Linked DNA regions of Homo sapiens: all the other regions are linked to region 1. Evidence: chromatin loops called from intact Hi-C (ENCODE). Cell type or tissue: chondrocyte. All regions are shown on one strand. Each heading gives the region's core, and the rest is flanking DNA. Links, peaks and the distances in the headings are about the cores only.

Evidence for each region. A loop is a pair of places that touch in the nucleus more often than their neighbours do. Peaks named below come from ENCODE experiments on the same cell type or tissue, not always from the same donor. Only the 100,000 strongest peaks of a DNase experiment are listed, where the experiment ranks them.
Region 2: a loop joins it to region 1, with 4 times the contacts of the local background. A loop is called at or near these places in 4 of 110 quality-filtered maps.
Region 3: a loop joins it to region 1, with 7 times the contacts of the local background. A loop is called at or near these places in 58 of 110 quality-filtered maps.

The regions. Positions count from the first base shown.
Region 1 is chr2:28,752,457-28,755,400 of GRCh38, forward strand. All of the region lies in intron 1 of PPP1CB (protein phosphatase 1 catalytic subunit beta), which reads left to right. Among named protein-coding and RNA genes, the nearest start is that of PPP1CB, 2.1 kb to the left of the region's middle. RefSeq lists silencers at 1-26, 2,718-2,931. In chondrocyte, for the core only: CTCF peaks have their summits at 1,096, 1,335 and 2,152; no DNase peak of the experiment used is centred there.
Region 2 is chr2:27,705,521-27,709,570 of GRCh38, forward strand. It overlaps LINC01460 (long intergenic non-protein coding RNA 1460), which reads right to left. Exons shown (of 2, transcript NR_135200.1): 2 at 266-2,976. Among named protein-coding and RNA genes, the nearest start is that of LINC01460, 8.2 kb to the right of the region's middle. In chondrocyte, for the core only: no CTCF peak of the experiment used is centred there; no DNase peak of the experiment used is centred there.
Region 3 is chr2:28,564,952-28,569,001 of GRCh38, forward strand. PLB1 (phospholipase B1) reads left to right here. Exons shown (of 58, transcript NM_153021.5): 19 at 329-402; 20 at 1,845-1,888. Among named protein-coding and RNA genes, the nearest start is that of PLB1, 71 kb to the left of the region's middle. RefSeq lists silencers at 1,865-1,924, 1,965-2,024. In chondrocyte, for the core only: CTCF peaks have their summits at 1,749 and 1,975; no DNase peak of the experiment used is centred there.

The sequences.
Region 1 (2,944 bases), core at 137-2,636:
CGGGAGACAGCCTTTCGGAAAGGCCGCCGGGCTCCGCGCGCCGTGGTGCTCGCCTCCGGTGACCCGAGGATGGGGAGAGGATGCCTGCCACTGGGCTTTGTGCGTCCGTGGAATCACTGTTCTTCTCTGTTCTCTTTGTGCATTGCCCTTGGCTGCCTCCGATTGTCGTTCCGGGAGTGAATTTTACGTATATATATATAAACCTGTCCTTAACAGGACTGCTTCGTCTGCTCTGCATTTTTACACAATGCTATATAGAATGGATTCTTCTTAAAGAGAGGATAAAATTAGCGGGAATTAATCTACCGTTTGTTACTTGGCCTAAAAAAATTGTAAGACAAGATATTTGATCAGGTTGAAGATGCACCTAAGAAATGTGATGTATGTAGATGGGTTTGCTGAAGGGATTGGCTTTTGCATTTGATTTGAGCAGAGCTTAATTTCTGCACAAACTTAGTGAAAATCTATTTTTAAAGCCTGTCTTGTATTCGAAAGGTATTTGTAGGTCTACGCAGCATTTGAACTTTCCGGGCTCAAGTGTTCTTATTGAATAGTTTTATGTTGGTGGGAAGGCAAGGGGGGAAAACGAAGAGGTGGACTAGCCGGGAGTTAAATGTATTGATTCATTGCAGGATATTATTCAAAGTTAAATGCAGTCTTCTGCCAAACAGTCCCTCTACCCTAAAGTTTTCGTCATCAATAATTGTTTTGTGAGTGTGTAGAAAAGCCTTTAATCCTTTTTAAACAATTTAGAGGCCTCTTTGTTAGCCGCCGTCCAGCGATTGCATATGTACTGTTTGCTTTCAAATTACCTTAAGATAATTGCTAGAGTGAAGCAGTATGTACTTATATTTGGAAAATCATCAAAGAATATTGTAATGGGGGAGGGGTAATTCCTTTTTCTCAAAGTATGTGTCGGTATCTCAAACCCAAGTTCTGTGAGTACCTGTTCTGTAACTAAATACTGTGTATTTGCTCCAGATGTGAAAGCCATCCAGCAGTCTTAAGACTGAATAGGAAGCAAAAGTTTTACCAGGAACTCTTATTTACCTTTTCCTTTACTATCAAGTTATTCCTGGGAGGCCCCCTGGTGCCTGCAGTCAGTGTTCACTACCTAAGACTTTGTTTCAGATGTGAACATCTTGCTGGGTCTTTGAGAAATTTGCTTTGAAAATAATTGTATTTTGTAACTGTTTTATGAGGGAAATACAGTTAATTTAAAAATGTGTATGTCTTGTTTACATTTGGGAAGTAGAGGCCTACTCCTTTTTATTTTTTTTTTATTTTTATTTTTTGAGACGGAGTCTCACTCTGTCGCCCAGGCTGGAGTGCAATGGCACGGTCTCAGCTCACTGCAACCTCCGCCTCCCGGGTTCGAGCGATTCTTCCGCCTCAGCCTCCTGAGTAGCTGGGATTACAGGCACCCCGCCATCATGCCCGGCTAATTTTTTTTGTATTTTTGTAGAGACGGAGGTTTCACCATCTTGGCCTGGCTGGTCTTGAACTCCTGACCTCGTGATCCACCCGCTTCAGCCTCCCAAAGGGCTGGGATTACAGGCGTGAGCCATCGCGCCCGGCATATTTTTATATATTTTAAACTTTGCTTGTAAATTTAAATATTTTAAAAATATGTTTGTATCTCAATTTATTTATATTTTATTTCATTTTCCATATATTTTGTAGGCATAAAACAGATTTATGTTTTAAAATGTTTGTATCCTTTTAAATTAGACGCACCTTTATATGATTACAGGTACTTAAACTTCACGAGTGGGTTGTGCAAGGTTACTAGAAAAGACACTGGGGGAAAAATAAGTGATTCCATTTGTTTTTGTGAATTCAAATTAAATATTTGGTTTGTACAATCTGTTTTCCTTTTTTGGGGGGGCGGGGGGGGGGCGGGTAAGAATTGTAGTCCAGATACGTTTCTCTCTTAATTTAGCAAGCGTTAACAAGTTGACCTCCTCCTTGCCAGGCACCAGCAATCCTAAGATAAGACACAGTCTCTTCACTCAAGGAGCTCCCAGTCTAAACAAGTGTCTTTCAGGCTTTTTCAGCCTCCTCTCTGTCCTATGTTCAGCACACATTCTATCAGTACTTCTTCATCCTACAGAAGCATATTTAGTTTGACAGTGCCCCCAAGGGATTCTTAAATATTCTAGGTTTTTCAGCTCCTTCCCAGATCCAGACCTGTTGAAAGACTTGTCCAGAGCAGACTTGAATTTTCTAGTAAATAATTATTTTTAATCTTCAAAGAAAATTTTGTCCACCTGGATTTTCAGTGATATTAGATGCTAGTTAGTGATATTTTGTAAAGCTGCCTAGCAAGAATAACTATGGTTAGTGTTTTTAGTGTCAAATGAACGTGTAAGTAAAAATTTGGCAAGAATTTCTCTGCATTAGGGGAAAACATTCAGCAGGACCTGATCTCATTTTAAAATGCTGATTGTAGCCCCACAACATATTCCTGATTGTTTTTTCTTTTTTACTGTATTAAATCGCAGATCAGCTATACACACTTCTGGTGACTACATTTTATGAGTTGCTTTTTGTTTTTCTTTTTTAGGTGGGCGTATTATTGATAAGTTTTTTTTGTTTTTTGTTTTTTTGAGACGGAGTTTTGCGCTTGTCACCCAGGCTGGAGTGCGGTGGGGTGATGTTGGCTCACTGCAACCTCTGCCCCTGCAGGTCCAAGCGATTATTCTGCCTCAGCTTCCCAAGTAGCTGGGACTACAGCATGCCACCACGCCCCGGCTAATTTTGTATTTTTAGTAGTTTCACCATGTTGGCCTGGCTGGTCTCGAACTTTCCATCCTCAAGTGATCCACCCGCCTCGGCCTCCCAAAGTGCTGGGATTACAGGCATGTGCCACCGCGCCTGACCTTGATATGATATTTTCAAAGAGTCCTTTAGGTCATTTTAATACAAACATGCCATTTAATGT
Region 2 (4,050 bases), core at 819-3,318, 1.0 Mb before region 1:
CACCCGTCACATGGGTAAGTTCTTTAGTGGTGATTTCTAAAGAGATTTTAGTGTACCCATCACCTGAGCAGTGTACACTGTACCCAATACTTAGTCTTTTATCCTTCACCATCCTCCCAACCTTCCCCAGCCGAGTCCCCAAAGTCCACTATATAAATCATGCCTTTGCGTCCTCATGGCTTAGCTCCTACTTATAAGTGAGAACATACAATGTTTCGTTTTCCATTCCTGAGTTACTTAACTTAGAATAATGGGCAGAATGAGGTTAACTTTTAAATTGTGTTTATTTAAGAAAAATATTATGTAAATAATAGTATGGTGGTATGCCACAAGGCAGAAAGCCTGAAACAGATATACCAATGACAAGTTCAAGGAACTGTGGTGAGGTGGGAAAATGTAACAAAACTCATTAGTCACAAACCTCACTTCAAGTCTGGCTCTGTCACACTTAAGTCATGTAACCCTGATTAAACTGCTGACCTTAAATGAGGCTGTTTCCTCATCTGTGAAGTTGAAAAAGAACTCCTACCCTCCTAAACTCACATTAAAATATGTAGAAACATGCTGAAGCCCGGAACACACCGTGCAAATAGCCCGTGGGGCTGATATCCCAATTTCCTCTTTTACCAAGGTCTATCCAGGGCTTCCTCTTCACCACCCCAGGAAGTGCCTCACAACTAGCCCCTATTTCCCAGGATCCCAAGGACCAAGTTCTATTCAGTTTGTTGTCCACACCTGGGTCTGCCATTCTGAGGGTGGGGAGGTGGGAGGGGCTGGAGAAATCCTGGAATCAGTCTGGGAACAAGTCCCAACACATGTCACTGTTTGCTTTGTCATCCTGATTCAATGACCTCATACAAGGAAGGGAGGGAGCAGAAGGAGCTGTTCCCTTCCAGATACCTAAGGAGGCTTCTGACATCTACTGTTTTCCTTGGCACGAGAAGGGCAGGAGCTGGGCTGTGATTTTTAAGGTCTGAGCTAATCTTGGAAGTGGTGAACAGCACCTCCCACAGCTGGCCAGACTGCTGCTTGGGGAACTGCCTTGAGCAAAGGGGCAGAGGGAGTTGGAATGGGCATCAGAACCCAGGCTGCTGCCCCTGCTCCTTGAAAGGGCTTCAGAACACACTGCCCTATCCATCCCCAGGATCTCACCAATCTTAGTACTAAGAATGCTAAGAATGGGCATGTCGCCCAGTTAGGGAGAAAAAGCCTGAAGCTAGGACAGCTCCTTTTTTTTTTTTTGAGAAAGAGTCTCGCTCTGTTGCCCAGGATTGAGTGCAGTGGAGTGATTTTGGCTCACTGCAATCTCCACCTCCTGGTTCAAGGGATTCTCATGCCTCAGCCTCCCGAGTAGCTGGGATTACAGGCGCCCGCCACCATGCCTGGCTAATTTTTGTATTTTTAGTAGAGACAGGGTTTCACCATGTTGGCCAGACTGGTCTTAAACTCCTGACCTCAGGTGATCTGCTTGCCTTGGCCTCCCAAAGTGCTGGGATTACAGGTGTGAGCCACTGTATCTGGCCTAGGACAGCTCTTGAATGGATTCTTAGCCTGGCCCCTCATGGGACATTCAACTGGGGTTGACAGAAGCTTCATTGACCCCAGGGTCAGAGAGTGTAATCGTCCTCACGGACTTATACATATAATGCATACTTTTTGAGCACCTACTATGTACCAGGCCTTTTGGGGAAATGAGCCAGCCATGTTGTATCAAAAGGCTAGATAGGACCTTAGAGTCACCTTTTTACCACCAGGAGTCCTTGTGTCATCCTTATCCCACTCCCTCTACCATCCTGGACATAATTAACGTTTAAATAAATTATTTTTGTTGGCCAAAAAAATTGAATTTAGCAAGTATTCATTTACAAGTTTTTGGTAATCACATATTTACATATCTGCAAATAAATTATGATCAAATAACACAAGATAATAGCTAACATTAGTACACTGAGTTAATATCCAGTCAAAAAAAAGCAAAGAAATTCAGCATTTTAGCTATCCTGTTTATTCTGGTTGGGCTTTTTTAAATTTAAAAAGTAGCTGGCCGACTACGTGGGGAATCAGTTCAAGGTTTTAGAAGTGGTGACGTAACCGCTGGGTTTTGAAGGAGAAGAGTTCACAAGCAGATAGAGAGGATGTTGCAGGCAGAGGAGGCAGAATGGTCCAGGTGCTAGTCCTGACACCACCATCCCCAGGTTGATCAGTTGAATCAGGCTGTAGCTTGAACTCAATGGGTAGGAGCCAGAGTTTGGAATGGAACTAATGATGGTGGAGGTGAGAATCAGAAAGTGTATGGTTGAATGTTCTAGTCTTTCCATATCATAGTACTGGAGAAATCGAGGCAGGAAATCCCACTGAAATCCTTTTGGTTCCCAAGGCAGGAGAATAAAAAAACACAGCAAAGGATAAGCCAAAATTCTGCCCCAGAACTGGCCTGGAACCTGTCTCCCACCCTGGCTGCCCCGCCCTTCAGCTCCAAGAGCAAACCATTTATTTTCTATGATTTTTAAAAATTGGCTCATCTCATAAATGTTCCAGAGTCGGAACAAGCTGTGCCATGGCGAAACAAAAACTGCTGAACAAATAAACAAGGCAGGCTGTGAGGCTGGGGAAAGTGCTAGATGTGGGCCCCCAACCAGGTCCATGGGTTTTGGCAAGTCTGTTGAGTCTGGGCCTCTGTTTCTTCCTCTCTAATCGGAGGGGTGGGAGAATGGGATTTTTGGGGTCCCTTCCAGTTCTGTGATCTAAACAAGTTGCACAGAGAGGGGAAGAATGTAGAGCTGCCAGTTCAGAAGCCTCCTTCCCTTCCACTGCATGGTGAGGCTAAGAGCTGGGAGCGGAGTACATCTCCTCGTAGGCAAACATTGAAACCAGACATCAGCCATTTGCTTGTTCACTCATCTGACACTGAGTATCCAGTGCTGGGTGCTCTGCTGCCCCTTCCGTCAAGGAACACACACGGAATTATGAGGTGGTCTAGCAAAGGAGAGAAGGGACGGACAGTTCCTTGCATACACCGAGCCCTTGCCCACCCCGGGGCCTTTGTTCCTGCTGTTCCACCACCTACATTGTCAGCCTCTCCCTCCTTCTTGTTCTTCAGGGTCAGCTTAAATGTTATTTCCTTGGAAGGCTTTCCCTGACCACCCTGTATAGGGCAGGGCCGCCCCCCACCCCCATCTCTCCCCATCTCTACCGCCACACTCCATTCCCCTCACAGAATTTATACTGTTTGGAATTATGCCTGCCTGCTTATTTAGTCATTTATTTTCCATCTTCTGACTAGAAGATAAGCTACGTGAGAGTAAGAATTCTGTTGGTATTTATCACTTCTGGGCAATTGGCAGCATATACTTGGAGAGTATGTGAATAATTTTTTGGCAGGTGCCAGGGTTTTTACATAGACTACCTCATTTAAGTCTCCTTAACATCCCTAAGAGAGAGACACTGTATTATTATCTTCCTTTTAGGGTGAGGAGACAGAAGCCTGGGGATGAAATATCTTACAGTTGGGAGCCTGGATTTGAACCTGTGTCTAAGTCAGGGCTCTTTCTACTTCGCCATGGTGTGGGGGCAGAGGACGCCAGGCTCTGGGCATGGCGCTTTGGCTCTGTTTTTCTTTTTTACTTTTTACTTTGAAATAATGTTAATTTACTGAAAAACTGCAAGTCTGGCGCATAGAACTCCTTCACTCAGGTTCACCAAATGTTAAACTTTGCTACATTTTAATATTCTCTCTGAGTGTGTACATACCTGTTTATACTTATTTTCTTTTGTTGAACCTTTTGAGAGTAAGTTGCAGACACTATTCCTTTTACCCTTAAATACTTTCCCAAGAACACAGACATTCTATTACATAATCAGGGAATTTAACATAGATATAATAGTTATTTTATTTTATTTTTAGAGACAGGGTCTTGCTTTGTCACCCAGGCAGGAGTGTAGCAGTGTGATCATAGCTCACTGTGGCCTCAAACTCCTCCTGGGCAATCAAGCAATTCTCCTGCCTCAGCCTGCCGAGTAGCTGGAACTGTAGGTGCACACCACCGTGCC
Region 3 (4,050 bases), core at 819-3,318, 190 kb before region 1:
AACAGGACCCTGAAATGTATCCTTTTGAAAAGGTACAGTCTAATTTCAAGAGCACTTTTGCTGGACGAGTTTTACTTGGTCTTGGCCTAGGCAGGGTTTCTTAGAATGAAGCAGAGCTGGGAGTAGCACCAGGCATTCCCAGTGGGCACTCTCACTCATCTCTGAAAAGGCAGGATACATATGGAGACATGGTGCCATCTAGACCCTAGATCCCAGAGAGTGCCCAGGTGGTCCTGGCCAGCATAAGAACATAGACCTTTTGGCAGGTAGGCAGAGGTGGGCCACTGGGGAAAGCAGAGAAACTCACCCCCTCATTGTTCCCTCTCAGGCAGGCAATGGGGCCGGGTCCACACCTGGGAACGTCTTGGACGTCTTGACTCAGTACCGAGGCCTGTCCTGGAGGTGAGTGAGGGTGTGGCAAGGCCCCAAAGGCCCCTTCATTGCAGAGCAAGGGAAGCCCCCTGAGTGTTCTAGAAAACAACGCCTTAAGCAGAAGGGTGGGCCATTTTGTTCTTTTCTATGACCAACTTCTAGGTTTAATTTGAAAAAGGTATTCACCAGCCTCCTCAAACCACTACATTGCCCAAAACAGTAGCTGAGCCTTGAGCCAGGAATCCAGGAGAGAAACTACATAAATGTTTGGGCTGGAAATGCTTCTCTGGCTTCCATTTCTCCCTCTGTGATATAATCTCAGAAGGAGGCAGTGGCCTGAGTGATGCACAGATCATTGCCTTTGGAACCAGAGTTGTAGCTGAGCCCTAGCTGCCCAGTTGGATGTAACCTTGGGCAAGTTCCCTAACCTCTCTGAGCTTCTCTCCTCATCTCTGATGCAGAAATAATGCTACTACCTGAGCACTGTCTGAGGGCTAGAAAGAATTTAGGTGTCCAGCACAGTGCTTGACACTAAGTATCTGGTAGTTGGCATTGTTATTATAGGGCCTTTATTTTGCAGATGAGGAAACAAGGCTCAGAGAGGGCAAGTAACCTGACCAAGATCACAGAGCCAGAAGATAAAAGATCAGGAAGCAGAGCAGATGCTTCCTGGCCCCCACCAGTGCATTCCCTTATCCTGTATCACTTTGGGCAGGCTTATTTCTGCTCTGTATGTGATCAAACCTCTGCTGCAAGCCCGGGCAGGTTTGGTGTTTCCTCACCTGGAATCTGGCATCTCTATCTGACACCTGCTTTAACCTGAGTGCCGAGTCTCTGGCATCCTTCCTCACGTTGCAACACAGTTAAACCCAAACATTTGGGGAACCTTTTAGATGCTCCTAGACACCCTTGGCACAGAATGGGGTGGGGGGGTGTGGAAAAGCAGGGAATCCAATCCACTCTGGAATGCTGCATATTTGCATGCCTAGAAACCCTTCTAACTTTGATCACCTTGGAATTTTATTATTGGCTTGGAAGATGGCTGACTCTCTAGAAGACACCTTTTAAAAACGGCTTTTCCAAGCCAAGCAGGAAGAGAAGAGAGAAAAAAATAGGGCCAATAATATTAATGCACGCTGCAGTGGCTAGTTGGAAAGGGGCTGGCAGACGAGGGACTACTTCCCCTTTGAAAGCAGGGGTGCAAGGAACCAACCTACCTCCCCTTCCCCAACATCAGCGAAAATCAGCCGCTGGTTTAAAGCTGGCGTTTTGTTTGGATGTGCTGGCCTATGGGGAGGGGAGTCGTATTCTGGTTTGCTTTTTCCGTTTTTCTACTGAAGTGATGGGGAAAGTGCAAGCTCCAGGCCCCCGGGCTGTTTCTCGGGAGACGGGCGTTTCTGGCTAGTGTCTGAAGGGTCTCGGCGTGGCTGGGATTTTAACCCTTCATTTTCTTTCTTGGACCCACGTTACAGCGTCGGCGGAGATGAGAACATCGGCACCGTTACCACCCTGGCGAGTGAGTACGCGGCGGCGGCCGGGATGTTTGGTTTGGGGCGGCCCCTGCACGCTTCCCGCTCCCCCTGCAGGTGGCGCGGGCCTCGGGAGGAGCCCCGGCTGCAGGAGCCCGCTAAATTCACCAGGGGGCGCTGCCTCCCGAGACTGCCGCCCAGCTCCGCTTCCGACAGTGACGAAAGCCTTAGAGTTGGGGGTGGAACGAGGTTCGGGGCTTGGGGGCCGGGGGCGGGGAGGTGTCAAAAAGAAATTGTGTTTGACCAAAGGAGGAAGAAAGTAAAGCGGGGAAAAAGATCACCTCTTAGGGCAAGTCATTAAAAAGTGATTCAATAATCTGGCATGAGATTAGAGAGAATAAAGAAAAGTGATTCAAGAAAAAAGAAAAAGAAACCCGGTTGTGCGGCGCCTGCCTTTCCCAGCAGATCACCCCCGCGAGAGGCATCGATCCAGGCACCTGGGGCGCAGGCACAGCTGCGCACAGATATTGAATTGCGGGGTTGCTGTAGGAACCGCTGCTATTGCCGCAGGAGGAGATGAAGTTATCTTGTGCAGGCTGTGCAGACACAGCCATTTTGGGACTCAGCACTTTCCTTAATTTACTTTCCATCAACCTGCTCGGAATGATTTCTTTCTCTTTTTTTTTTTTTTTTTTTTTGAGATGGAGTCTCACTCTGTTGCCAGGCTGGAGTGCAGAGTGGCGCCATCTCAGCTCATTGCAACCTCCGCCTCCCTGGTTCAAGCGATTCTCCTGCCTCAGCCTCCCGAGTAGCTGGGACTACAGGCCCCCGCCACCACACCCAGCTAATTTTTGTATTTTTAATAGAGACAGGGTTTCACCATGTTGGCCAGGATGGTCTCGATTTCCTGACTTCGTGATCTGCCCGCCTTGGCCTCCCAAAGTGCTGGGATTACAGGCGGAATGATTTTTTAAAGTCTGATTATATTCCTTGAAGGGTCTGATCTTATCTTTTTAAAATTCTCGCCAGTGCGTACACATCTCCCTGCTTGTTCTTAAAGTATGCAAGCGATACATATTTAAATTGAATTCTTCCCCTGGAATCTTCTGGCTGATAATTTTGCCTGGGAGGAATTTAACTGGTCCCATTTTCATTTACTTTCCTGGTACATAGCCCTTTGTAATATATATTTAGAAGCTAACAACTTGAAGCCACCAAGATTTGGATGAGGGGGACATCATAGCTTAATCTCCACATAGGCAGAGCAGAGCTGAGCAGACTTCACTTTATCTGTTTTGGTTATTTGTAAATCCTGTCGAATTTAGGTAGACAGGGTTCTGTGCCACAAGCACTCCCTGCCTTCTTTATATCTAGGTCTACACACATGAGCTATAAATCAGTTCCTCTATTGCTAGGAGATGGTTCAGGGTGCTTTTGTGAGTGTGATGAACTTGGCTGTGGGATGGCCCAATGTATGCAATAGCTTTCTGGGCTCTTTACTTCCCATGCTCGTATTATGGACAAGATAATTGGATAATATTTGGCTTCACCTCTTTCACCAAAGTAATTTACAAAGGATTGAGACAATGTTACCCCACAGGTGGATGACTCCCCTGACACACTTAGCCCAGAAATGGATTATCCGCTATTTAGACTCTTCTTGCTAGAGATGTGAAGACTATTTGATTATAGGGGCTAGATAATCCAGGGGGAAGTAACTATATGGAAACGTGTTAGAAAACTCATAAGAATGTAAGGGCAGAACAGAATCCCCGTTCAACCCCCTGTTCAATTTAATCCAGCAAATATTCCAGTGCTGAGTGCTTGGAAAATAGGAGAACAGTGCTCCGATGACATCACCAAAGTGTCTTTGGCAGCATGTCTTCCTAAAGACAGACACATGACTAATATTTATAGATGTGTACAAAGCTTAGGGGAAAATAAACATAGAGGCTGTTAACCCTGTCTTCTGAAAAGGAGCGTCAAGAATTAGAATTCGTCAGGTAAGGAAAGGGGAGAGAATGTTCCTGGCAGAGAGAACTGCCTGCACCAGCAAGTCGTTGCCCTATCCAATGTGTGGTTCCTCCCTATGATATTCTTGCTAAGTAGCTGGGTAGACTGTGCTGAGTTCCTTCTACCTCCTAGGGAAGCTGCCACCTCCTAGGACAAACCATTCCACTTTCAAATCGCTCAGGTGATTTCACAGTCC